Linked DNA regions of Homo sapiens: region 1 is linked to region 2. A link is an interaction called in ENCODE POLR2A ChIA-PET data of the cell type or tissue named here. Cell type or tissue: CD4-positive, alpha-beta T cell. All regions are shown on one strand. Each heading gives the region's core, and the rest is flanking DNA. Links, peaks and the distances in the headings are about the cores only.

Region 1 (5,368 bases), core at 139-5,138, 130 kb after region 2:
TTAAAACAAAAAAATAAGAACCTCCCCTGGTTCCTTTCCACTCTTCTGAAGCCATCAGGCCAAAGGCCAAGGTCACCCACCACAAGCCTTGATCGGGCTTGGGATAAAGCTGGCCCCGGGCACTAAGGATTAACCAGCAGTCTCTCATTAGCTTTCGCACAAATGCAGTTAAACTAGGGCTCCATGAAGAAGGCAGACTTTGAAATAAGACAGAGCTGGGTTCGAATCCTAGCTCTGCCTGCTGGAATGGCTAACTTCCCTGAGCCTCAGTTTCTTCACCTGTAAAATGGGGATAATAGTACCTATTAAGTGTCATGTACTATGCCAGGTGCTATTAAACTAATTTTAATTTTTTGGACATTTCAGTAGCAGCAAAGGCTGCTGAGGAAGCACCACAGAGCTGAGAGGATCCAGACTAAGCAGGAAGCGCTCTGGGGAATCATCCTATTCCTGAACACTTGTAACAATACTAAAGTAAGTGACAGAGAGAACGGCCTGGGAATAGCAAATGTCATGTGATAAAGGGGGCTGGTGCCCAGCGTGTCTGCAGGAGGAGGGAGAGGCTGGAAGGGGGATTACAAAAGGCTCCAGAAAGGAAAAAAGTCTTGCTTCCCTGCCTCTGTACCTTTTTCATGCTGTTCCCTCTGCCTGGAATGCTCTTCCCCTGACCTTCACACAACTGACTGCTTCTCATCCTTCCAGCTCTGCTCAAAGATCTCCTTCTTCCCCAAAGAGAGCTCCTCTAATCTCACCTGCACCTGAGTTACTTTGTCCATAGCACACTCCTGCAGCCAATCGTTTCTGTTCATGTGTTTGATGGCTTTTGTTTCTGTGTTTATTGTTCTTCTCTAGGCTCTGAGCTTCTTGATGGTCAGGATCGTCTGTCTTGCTCATCTCTGGGTCCTGGCTCCCAGCATGGGGCCTGACACACAGTGCGTGCTCACCAGATAGAAAGTGCACACAACCCATAGATCCAAGGCACATGACACTCGTCTCAAGGCAAAAGAGAGGTGCATTTTGCACCGCGATACAAAGATGGATGAAAATTTCAGACATACCAAAGATTTAGAAACACACACACACACACAAAGCTGTAAGCATGCAAGAGGAAATTGTCCATGAATATTTATATAAGCTTAGGATGATAAAGAACTTTCTAGGCTCAAATTCGTGTGGACAAGGATATTTATTGCATCATTATTTATAAGAAGATGAAAATGACAATAAAGTCCATCGATAGAGGATTGGATAAATCATGGCTCTCCATAGAATGGAATACTATGCGGCCTTGAAAATGATGGGCATTTGTTGATGTTGCAAGAAGCCATGTTGCTTGTTGAATGTTAAACTTGTTCATCAGAAACAAGAGATAAGTGAAAGGTATAATTGATTGTCAGAGAGAAAACACAAAGGTAAAAATCTTTCAAGTCTCATTTATTTATTCATTCACTGAAAAAACTTTTTTTTTGTTGTTCCCTCTGCCTCCTCCCTACTTCACATAGGTCATAATTCCAGAAGCTGGAGCAATGTGTGATCAGGACACTGCCCCTGTCCTCACAGGAAGCCCAGCTTACACACAGAGGTGAGTATAAGGAAGACAGTACTCACCGGTAAGGGTCTCAGGGTGGTCACCTGGGCGAGGGCCTCATGAAAAAGGTGTCAGTCAAGCCGAGATTTGGAGAAGGGGCAGAGTTTGAGTACACAGATAAGGAATGAGGCATTTTAAAAGGCAGAAGCTGGGTGATACCAGACAAGCACAGAAAGCCCCTGCATTCTTCATCAAACTCTTACTGAACCCCACCATCTGTAGGAGAGGGAGTTTATAGGAGCTAGGCCAAGGCCCAGATTCTGGACTGAATTCTGCCAAATGTACTGGGAGGAGGCATTTGGGGTTGTGATCGTACCATCCACAGGTGTACAGGTGAGAAAGCATCCTCCCAACCCTGACTCGTGCACCCCGAGAGCACCAGCTCCACAGAGAAGGCAGGGCTGCGGCAGGTGCACCTGCCTGGCAGGTTGGATGACTGAGGCTTAGCAAGGCAAATCCAAGGCTGTGAGACCGGATTCCAGGTGCAGTGCTCTTGCCGTTGCAATAAATATTCAGGTGGAGGTATTTAATGTGGGTTGGAGGGGGTCCCATCGCTGTGGCCCCTCTGCTCAGCTCCTTCTGGTGTGGAGACAAGAAGGGCCTCTGCACCATGAAGAAACTCAGCATTTTTTTAGTTCTTTTTTAATTTTTCAGATTCTGAGGCAACGTGATGGTTACGGTTCAAAACAAAGAGAGATGACTCAGCTTCCTGTGGAGAAGCTGCAGCCTTTTGCAAATGATCTTTCAGTTTTAATGCTTCTCTCTTCTTATCCATGGAGGCAGCTTGTCCAAGCTGCTTGTTTTCTTTTTTCTTTTCTTTTTTCTCTTATTTATTTATTTATTGAGACAGGGTCTCCCTCTATTGCCCAGGCTGCAGTGCAGTGGCATGAGCATAACTTACTGCAGCCTTGAATTCCTGGGCTCGAGAGATCCTCCTGCTTCAGCCTCCCAAGTAGCTGGGACTACAGGCATGTGCCACCACACCCTGCTAATTTTTGTGTTTTTTCTTTTTTTGTAAAAATAGGGTCTCACTATGTTGCCTAGGCTGGTCTCTAACTCCTGTCCTAAAGCAATCCTCCCGTCTTGGCCTCCCAAAGTGCTGGGATGACAGGCATGAGCTATGATGTTACTTGTTTCCTTGTTGTTCAGCTGTTCCCAGGGTGAGGGGCAGGGACAATGGCCAGGCTCTGTGGCCAGAATGCCTGGGTTTGAATCCTGGCTGTACCCTTAGATCTTGGCCAAACTTAGATCCTCTCTGAGCCTCTGTTTACTAATGTTAAGATGGGAATAATAGTTCCCTCCTGGTGGGGTTTTTGTCAAAGCAGCTGTCATCGATGGAAAGTGCCTGGTCTGGTCCATAAATATCACTGTTAATAGCCAACAGCCACCATGCTGAGGTTCTACTGTGCTTTGATGATCTCATTTAATCCTCACACTTGCACAAAACAAGTTCCCCTTTTACAGATGAGGAAGTTGAGGCTCACAGCAAGGAGTCAACTTCCATCTTCTTATTGATGAGGGTCAGTGCACACAGCCCAGGCAAACTCACAATTGAATCATTATAAGCTTTGTCCTTTGATTTTCACTACAGTAGCAACCAAGCCCATATCAGCCCCTTGCTGTCTTTATTCACAAAACGGGGACAAATCTTCTGAGATTGCTGAGATGTTCCAGCCAAGGTTTACCAAAAACAATTCTGTGAAGGACTCAGGAACCTCCCATCCTATCACATCATTGCTTCCTCCAGGGCAAGGAGGAACCCACAGAGAGCTGAGCTCTTCCTGTGCAACATCCCAAGGAGAGACCAGAAGCGAGTCAGGAAACCTCCTTAAGTCAATAGAAAACACCAAAGCTGAGAGGGTGTGAGCTTACGCAAATAAAAAGAACAGGGCTTTAGGCCAGGTACAGTGGCTCGCGCCTGTAATCCCAACACTTTGGGAGGCCGAAGTGGGTGGATCACATGACGTCAGGAGTTCGAGACCAGCCTGGCTAACATGGTGATACTCCATCTCTACTAAAAATACGAAAATTAGCCAGGTGTGGTGGCACATGCCTGTCATCCCAGCTACTCAGGAGGCTGAGGCAGGAGCATCACTCGATCCTGGGAGGCGGAGGTTGCAGTGAGCCGAGATCGCGCCATTGTACTCCAGCCTGGGCAACAAGAGCGAAATTCTGTCTCAAAAAATACTCAAAAAAAAAAAAAAAGGCTTTAAAACCACCTATTATCCAAATGGCCACCCTGCACCATGATATTAACCCTGGGACTCTCGAACCTTTGTCCTAGAACCAACTTTTTTTCTTAAATGCAGTGCAGGTGAACATAAGGTAACCCACAACAGCCCAAACCCAAGCTTCCACGCCCCCTTCCCTCACATCACCCTGAAGCATATGCTGACAGAGCAACCTTAATAGTAACTGACTAATTTTAAACCCTGTGATTACCAGGGTTGATTTCCATGGAACCTTCCTTTCACAGTACTGAGAACCTCTCATGAGCAGTAATTGCCAAGTTCAATTTTAGCTCTGTCATGCCCAACCATCAGTGCTAACTAAGGCAGCTGCTTCATCGCCAGGTAAGCTGGTAATGAAGTCGGCTTCACAGCTTAATTTCACAATATTGTGATGCCCCCGTCAGCACCTGTTAAGTGCTGCGAAGCTGCAAGCTTCTATTAAACAAATCTCACGCAAGGGAAGTGACTAAAGCCGCTTTGCGCTTCTAAGGTGCCCTGGTCTACATCCTCATGCCCACTGGGATTTTGTGTTTGCTTAATCCCATGTGCCTCGTCTCTGCAAAGCACTGACCACTAAAGTGCCACACCACACCCCTAGGGTGCCCTGATAGCTGCCTCATCCTCTGCAGTCACCTCTTCTCCCTCCATCCCTGCGACTCTGGCTCAGCCTCTCACCCTTCTGGCCTGGATCCCCATAGCAGCCCCTTAGCTCACCCTCCCCCATTTATTTTCCAGGCCAATTAGTAGAGTTTTCCTGGGGGAAAAAAAAAAAGTTGCCAGGTGCGATTGCTCACACCTGTAATCCCAGCAATTTGTGAGGCCGAGATGGGAGGATTGCTTGAGATCAGGAATTCAAGAGCAGCCTGGGCAACATATCGAGACCTATCTCTGAAAAACAGACAAAAAAAAAAAAAGCTAGCTGTGCATGGTGGCGCATGCCTGTAATCCCAGCTACTCAGGAGCCTTATGCAGGAGGATCACTTGAGCCCAGGAGTTCAAGGCTGCAGTGAACTATAATCATGCCACTACACTTCAGTCTGGGTGACAGAGTAGGACACCAACTCTTCAAAAAAAAAAAGTGACGTCCCACCATTTAAAATCCTTCCACGGCCCCACTGTCCTCAAGGTAGAAAGTCTTCACATTGTGTTTTCTTTCAAGGTTCCTGATTGAGCTCTGCACCAAGCTCCTAGACCCAATGCCCCATCCCTCAGCCACACTGTCCCAGGGACTTGCCTGCAGTACCCCAAGCCCCATACACCCCTGGACTGCACTATCCAGATGAACAAGTCCCATGACTTCATTTTCCCTAAGGAAAAATGTCTCATACAGGGCATGACTCCCTGCCCTTTAACTACAGAAGGAAACCTCTGCAGCATATCTGAGCATATCCCTGTGGTCACTCAGCAGCAGCACCGACTGAATCACATAAGCACCCCATAAGACACTCTTGGGGTGCTTAGTAAGCATCTACTCTGTGCCAGGCACTGGTACTTTCTGTCATCTCTTTAATCCTTAGACAATCTAGCAAAATGAAATGAGTTGTTTTTC
Region 2 (5,368 bases), core at 178-5,177:
TGGTTTCGGGGCTGAAATTCTTGTAGTTGCAGGTAAGACCAGAGCCAGAGACATTTGGAGCAATACCGATGTGGCCCCACTTGGGCCATGGGCATAGTCAGTATGGTAGGCTGTTGCCTTAGAAACATACGGGCCTGAGATGGGGATTCTGGTTCAAGCGATTTACTGAGTGGGTGCTCCCAGGAGGGAGTCACATCCTCAGAGCAGGGCGGGGTGGGGGGAGGGAGCTTAGCAAGGATGGTGTTGCCGCTGGAGGCAGCTTCAGGCTGCTCCCATGGACTCGGGTTGTGAATGGGACCAGAGAGTTGGCGTCTCCATTATTTGGTCATTAGCTGTGGCAGCTCTGGGGGGCAATGACTGGGATGGCACTCAGGACCTGGGGATGGGCTCTGGCAACAGAAGAGGACAGGCGAGAGGGGGACACCAGTGCCAACTACTGCAGTCGGCACTACAGACTGAATGGTTGTGTCCTCCCGGAATTTGATTATTGGAATCCTAACCCTCAACGGGCCAGTATTTGGAGGCGGGGCCTTTGGAAGGTGACTGAGCGGAGCCCTCAGGATTGGGGTGAGTGCTGTTGAATTCTGGAGAGCACCCTCCCCTCCTGCCCTGTCGGACACAGCGAGAGGATGGACGTTTACGAACCAGCAAGTGAACCCTCACCTGACACTGAAGCTGCCAGCGCCTTGATCTTAGACCTCCCAGCCTCCACAACTGAGCAGTAAGTTTGTGTTGCTGTGAGCCACCTGGCCCATGGCACTCTGTTATGGCAGCTGGGATGGACTAAGACAGTCGCTGTCCACTCCATGGCCCTGAAATTGGCCTTTAGGCTCTATTCTCACTCTCTGGGCCCCAGAACACACCCGTGCGACAGTCCCTGATACCTGCAGGCAGGGCGCTTAGGTTCTGCTTGGGGCCTCTGAGTGTCCCGTGCAGCCTAGAGGGGGTGGTCTTGGCGTGTGGATGCTTGGAAAGGACTCCTGAGCTCCTGGTGCAGCTGTGAGGGGTGGCAGCAGGCCTCCGCCTCAGCACCACTGTACAAGGAGGGCCTTGTACTCTTGTCATTGTGGGCTGTCTGCGTGGATCCCAGTGATGCTGTTTTCACAAACATGGAAGCAAGAGTTGAATATTAAACTGTCTAAGCCGTCGTGTTACTGACAAGCCCCACATAGAAAAGGAAATTGTAACCACATGAAATATTTATGCTGCACATTGCGGTGCTGCTGCTGACGGGACGGCAGGTGGCTGGTTTGGGGTTATTTTATTTTTCTAAAGTGGATTACAAAATGCCCTCCAGTGGGGAAACTGCACCCCACTCCTGGGCTGTCATCTGGAAGGAGGGGGTTTACCGTGATTGGAGAGTGAGAGGCTGGGAGAGCTGTCCTGAGTGTGGGGGCTCCTCTGTCTCGGTCCCGAGCCTGGCTGGGAGCGGGGGCACCTGTCCCCACCTCAAAATGGCTGCATCACAGGGTGCAAGAGTTGCAGCCTCCCACCAGGCAATTGGTATTTTTCCAGATGTAGTTAAAACAGTCAACTATTATTTGCCTTTTGTTGTTGTTTGCTGTCGTTGTTAGTATCACCATCTAACATCTGCTGGGAAATCTGGTTTAAAGAATTCCCTGTCTGGGATGCTTCCTACACTCAGGTTTGAAAAACCCCTTGGCCTCCTCCCTGGATTCCCACTGCTCACCTCCACAAGCCTGGGTGGCCCCATCCTCCAGAGGAAGGGCTCGCCACTGTCACCAGCTGATGCAAGTTCCTGTGTGGCGGCGTTCTTGCCCACACCCCTTCTCATCGTCGCAAGAGCCCTACGGGTCTGACCACTGTTACCCCCTTAGAGGGCAAGACTGAGGTCAGAGTGGTCCCATCACCCACACACAAACCCACATGGGCTGGTAAAGGTCAGGCAAGACTTTGACCCGTGTCCGTCTGGCCCGAGGGGCTCTATGCCACTTTAGGGGGTTCAACCCTGGCTCACCAAGGGCAAGGAGACACAGACTTGTTTTCAGCTTTTCAGAAGTTTTATTATAAAGAGATTTGAGAGAAGCACTGGGCACCAAGACAGACACTCGCCAGGGCCAGGAAACAGCTGCAAACGACGTCAAGAACCCAAACCCAAACGAAACCCCAAAACCACACACACGGTAGGATAAGCTGTAACTTCGTTCTCAAGGTTTCTTCATAAATAGACAAAAGTCGTCGCCGGCAATTTAAAATAGATGAATACATGATTAAAAGGAGAGCAGTGCTCCGGGGTGGCTAGCAAGCGTCCGGTCCTTGCTGTGAGGATGACGAAACGGTTTGGCAGCCGCTTTTGTGCGCGTCTCCCTTAAGATAAAACTTAAAAATGTGCTAAGGATCATATAAAATGCTTTTTACCTTAAAGGAAACTACTTTTTTCCCCCACAAAATAGTCTTACAGATGTCTTCAGCACAGTTCTAAAACACGTAGTCAACTACTTACACGGAACCAACAGTTTCTAGGTTTCGTAATCTTTTGTTCACACTGGAAAACCGATGTGCACATCTATGCCGGGGGCCGGCCCTCTGGCCCATGCATCTGGGGTGGGTGTCCGTTGGTAAGCGACCCCGCCAGGGGCGGCCCACCTGGGCTGGGGCTGGAGCTGGGGCCGGGTGTCCAGACATAGGGTACCGTGCGCAGGGCGAGGACAGGGTCCACAGTTACCCTGGAGCAAGCAGGTCAGCGGGCGGAAGGTTCCTGCAGGTTCTTTGGGCTGGTGGTGGGCAGTGGGCTGCCTCTGCAGAGTCTGGTGGGAGGTTGAGGAAGAGACTCAGCCCCCGGGCAATGGGTGTGTCACTGCTCTCTCCGATGGGCCACCCTGCCTCTGGCCAGGGCCTCTTTTCTGCTGTCAGCCCTTCAGGCTCTGAGCAGTGCCTTCCAGCGAGCCTCAGGGATGGTAGGGAGGCGGGATTAGGTGAGGTAGAGCGATTTGTCCCTGGGGAGCAGGCTGTGAGAGAGAGGAGGGGCTGTCAAAGCTGTTGGGTACCTCTCCGGGCCAGGGGAGCACCAGGACCCCTGCACTGTACGCCCCACCCCCACCCCTGGATTCAGCTGCCCCTCTGTGGCTGAATGAGGGACTTGCATCTGCAAGTCCCACCCCCACCCACCTCTACACCAAGCAGAACCAAACCCCTCCCGGAAACCCAGCAGGGGACCACCCGGTCCTCAGCTCTGGGTGAAAGGGCAGTAGCGTGTCTGTCTTTCATCGAGGCGCACGCCGATGTCACCATTGCTCTCACATGGGTTTTTAATCACAGGAATTTGTAAATCTCAAACTGAATTAAGGGAGGACAGGTGCTTTTTATGTTTTTAAAATACGGCCCTGCTGGGGTCTGACCTCCATGCTGGATGTGATGGGCAAGCCTCAGGAGGCTTGGACATTGTGTGACACTCCCCTACATACCCTAAGTATTCTGACTTTTGAGAAGGAAACTTAGGGACAGGAAAGGGCTGGGGTAGGAGGGTCTGCACCTGCTTGGGGTGCAGGGAAGGGATTCTTGCTGAGCTGAGTCCACCCACCCATGTAGAATCTCACTTCAGGCATGTCAGAAATGGGGCATGCGCGCTGGTCACTTGTTCAGTGTCCAAGGGCGCTGGTGGGTCAGCAGAGGAACCAGCCGTGTGCTGGGAGGCCGAGGCTAGGGCTGGGGGCAGCGTTTCTCAGCAGCAAGGTGGCCACCCGACAAGTGCGCTGTGCCTTCCAGGTTGTGGCGCTATCGCTGGGACAGCTGCTTGGCACTACGTCCCCCAGGTGTGGCTGCGGGACTCATTTTTGCCAAGGGAATGGGAACCTGGCTGGCGGGTTAAGGAGCAAGTGTCCCTCCTCACTGCACTCTCCCTCTCCTGCTGGCTGCGGTTGTTGAAAGGTCACTCTTCCCCAGAGTTGGGGTGGCGTGGATCCAGGAAGACTTTCTAGAGGGAGGTGTTAGCATGGGTTTGAAAGGTGGAGTGCAGGATAGGAACAGAGGCCTGAGACAGGAGGCCCACAGGAGGACTAGGGAGGACACTGGGGTGCAGGGAGAAGGGGTCTCTAAGGTGTCTGTAATTCCTTGGGATAGACAGTGGGTCCCTTCTCCCACCGTGTCCCACCGAGGTCCCCTGTCCTGCATTCTTAGCTGTTCTAGTCTTGGGAGCTGCCCTGCCCAGTGGGCTACACTCACCCCGGGGCAGCCCACAGCCAAGGGCTGACTGATGAAGGGTTCAAAAAGCCAGTTCCCTGACCTCCAGGTGGGAGCCACTCTAGCACCGTTCATGCTCCAGGGCTCCCATGGGATGAGGCAGAAGCAAGTCTTCAGCTGAGGCCACATCCCCCCTCAGCTCCTTCCCCCACCCTGTCCTGCCTCCCTCACCCCCTTCTCCTGCAAGCTTTCCCCAGTGCATCCCCAAAGGCACCCAATCCCTGCTGCCTCAGGCTCTGCTTCTAGGGAACTGGCCTAAGATGCAGGACTCATCTGTGAATGTCACGTGGAAGCACTTGTGAAAAAAACAGGAGCAAGGAAGAAGCAGCAAGACTGAAGACTAGTCAGTTTCCCAAGCAGGCCTCAGCATCAGGCCAGCAGAGTCCTTCCGGGGCCTGGCTCTGCGGTGTCATCTGAGATATCGATCCCCTCAGCAGGGCTGACAGTGACTGCAGGGTCCTCCCCTGTCCACGTTGCCCTTGGCCATTCTCCCATCCCTGGCCATCCTGTTCCCACTCTCCCTGGCTGGCAGGACAAAGGCAGGGACGGGCGAGGACTAACCTGCAGGTGCTGATGCCACACTCCCCACTGGGGTAGCTGCTGTCCCAGTCCCCGCTGCTGGTGGGGTTGGATGGGCCAGGTGAGCAGGATCCCGAGCTGCTGGGGAACTCAGAGATGTGCGGGAAGTCCTACAGAGTGGGAAGGAGGAGGCCATGAGCCAAGGAGAGATGAGGGGGCAGACTGTCCCAGGCCTCCCGGGGTGAGAGCCCATGTGTCCAAGGGTGTCCACACCAAAGAGATGCTGCCTCCAGGGCTGCTGCCTTGCTCCCAGTAGAGCACCTTTCAAAATGTTCAACCCTTGTCTTGGCTGAATCAGGGGCTGAAGGACTTGGCTTTCAGGGCCTTTCCCTTTCTGGGCCTCAGTTTCTCGATCTGTAAAATGGAATTACTGAACCCAATGACCTCTAAGGGCCATGTGAACCTCGTAGCAATCTCTGTGGAACAATTAGCGGGGGTAAGGTCTCGAAGGCTTTGGGAAGGGCCAGGGCTAGGGCTGAGGATGCAGGAAGGGGGGACTGGAGTATCCTAAGAGTCAGTCTGGCAACTCGTGAACTGTTCACTGCAGCCAGCACATCTCAGGTAAGGTGTGCGAGACCCACTTCCTAGA

The links. Peaks named below come from ENCODE experiments on the same cell type or tissue, not always from the same donor. Only the 100,000 strongest peaks of a DNase experiment are listed, where the experiment ranks them.
Region 1: POLR2A ChIA-PET joins it to region 2 with 10 read pairs; 6 of 35 experiments call an interaction of 5 or more read pairs at or near these places.

The regions. Positions count from the first base shown.
Region 1 is chr20:43,939,749-43,945,116 of GRCh38, reverse strand. The region is part of intron 1 of TOX2 (TOX high mobility group box family member 2); the gene reads right to left. Among named protein-coding and RNA genes, the nearest start is that of TOX2, 28 kb to the right of the region's middle. RefSeq lists enhancers at 1,942-2,271, 1,993-2,493. In CD4-positive, alpha-beta T cell, for the core only: no CTCF peak of the experiment used is centred there; DNase peaks (open chromatin) are centred at 2,286 and 3,046; H3K27ac peaks cover 785 bases.
Region 2 is chr20:44,066,251-44,071,618 of GRCh38, reverse strand. TOX2 (TOX high mobility group box family member 2) reads right to left here. Exons shown (of 9, transcript NM_001098797.2): 8 at 4,762-4,889; 9 at 2,003-2,969. The coding sequence ends at 2,933. Among named protein-coding and RNA genes, the nearest start is that of JPH2, 120 kb to the left of the region's middle. RefSeq lists an enhancer at 3,198-3,714. In CD4-positive, alpha-beta T cell, for the core only: a CTCF peak has its summit at 1,417; DNase peaks (open chromatin) are centred at 1,178, 1,758, 2,158 and 3,028; H3K4me3 peaks cover 2,175 bases; H3K27ac peaks cover 2,985 bases.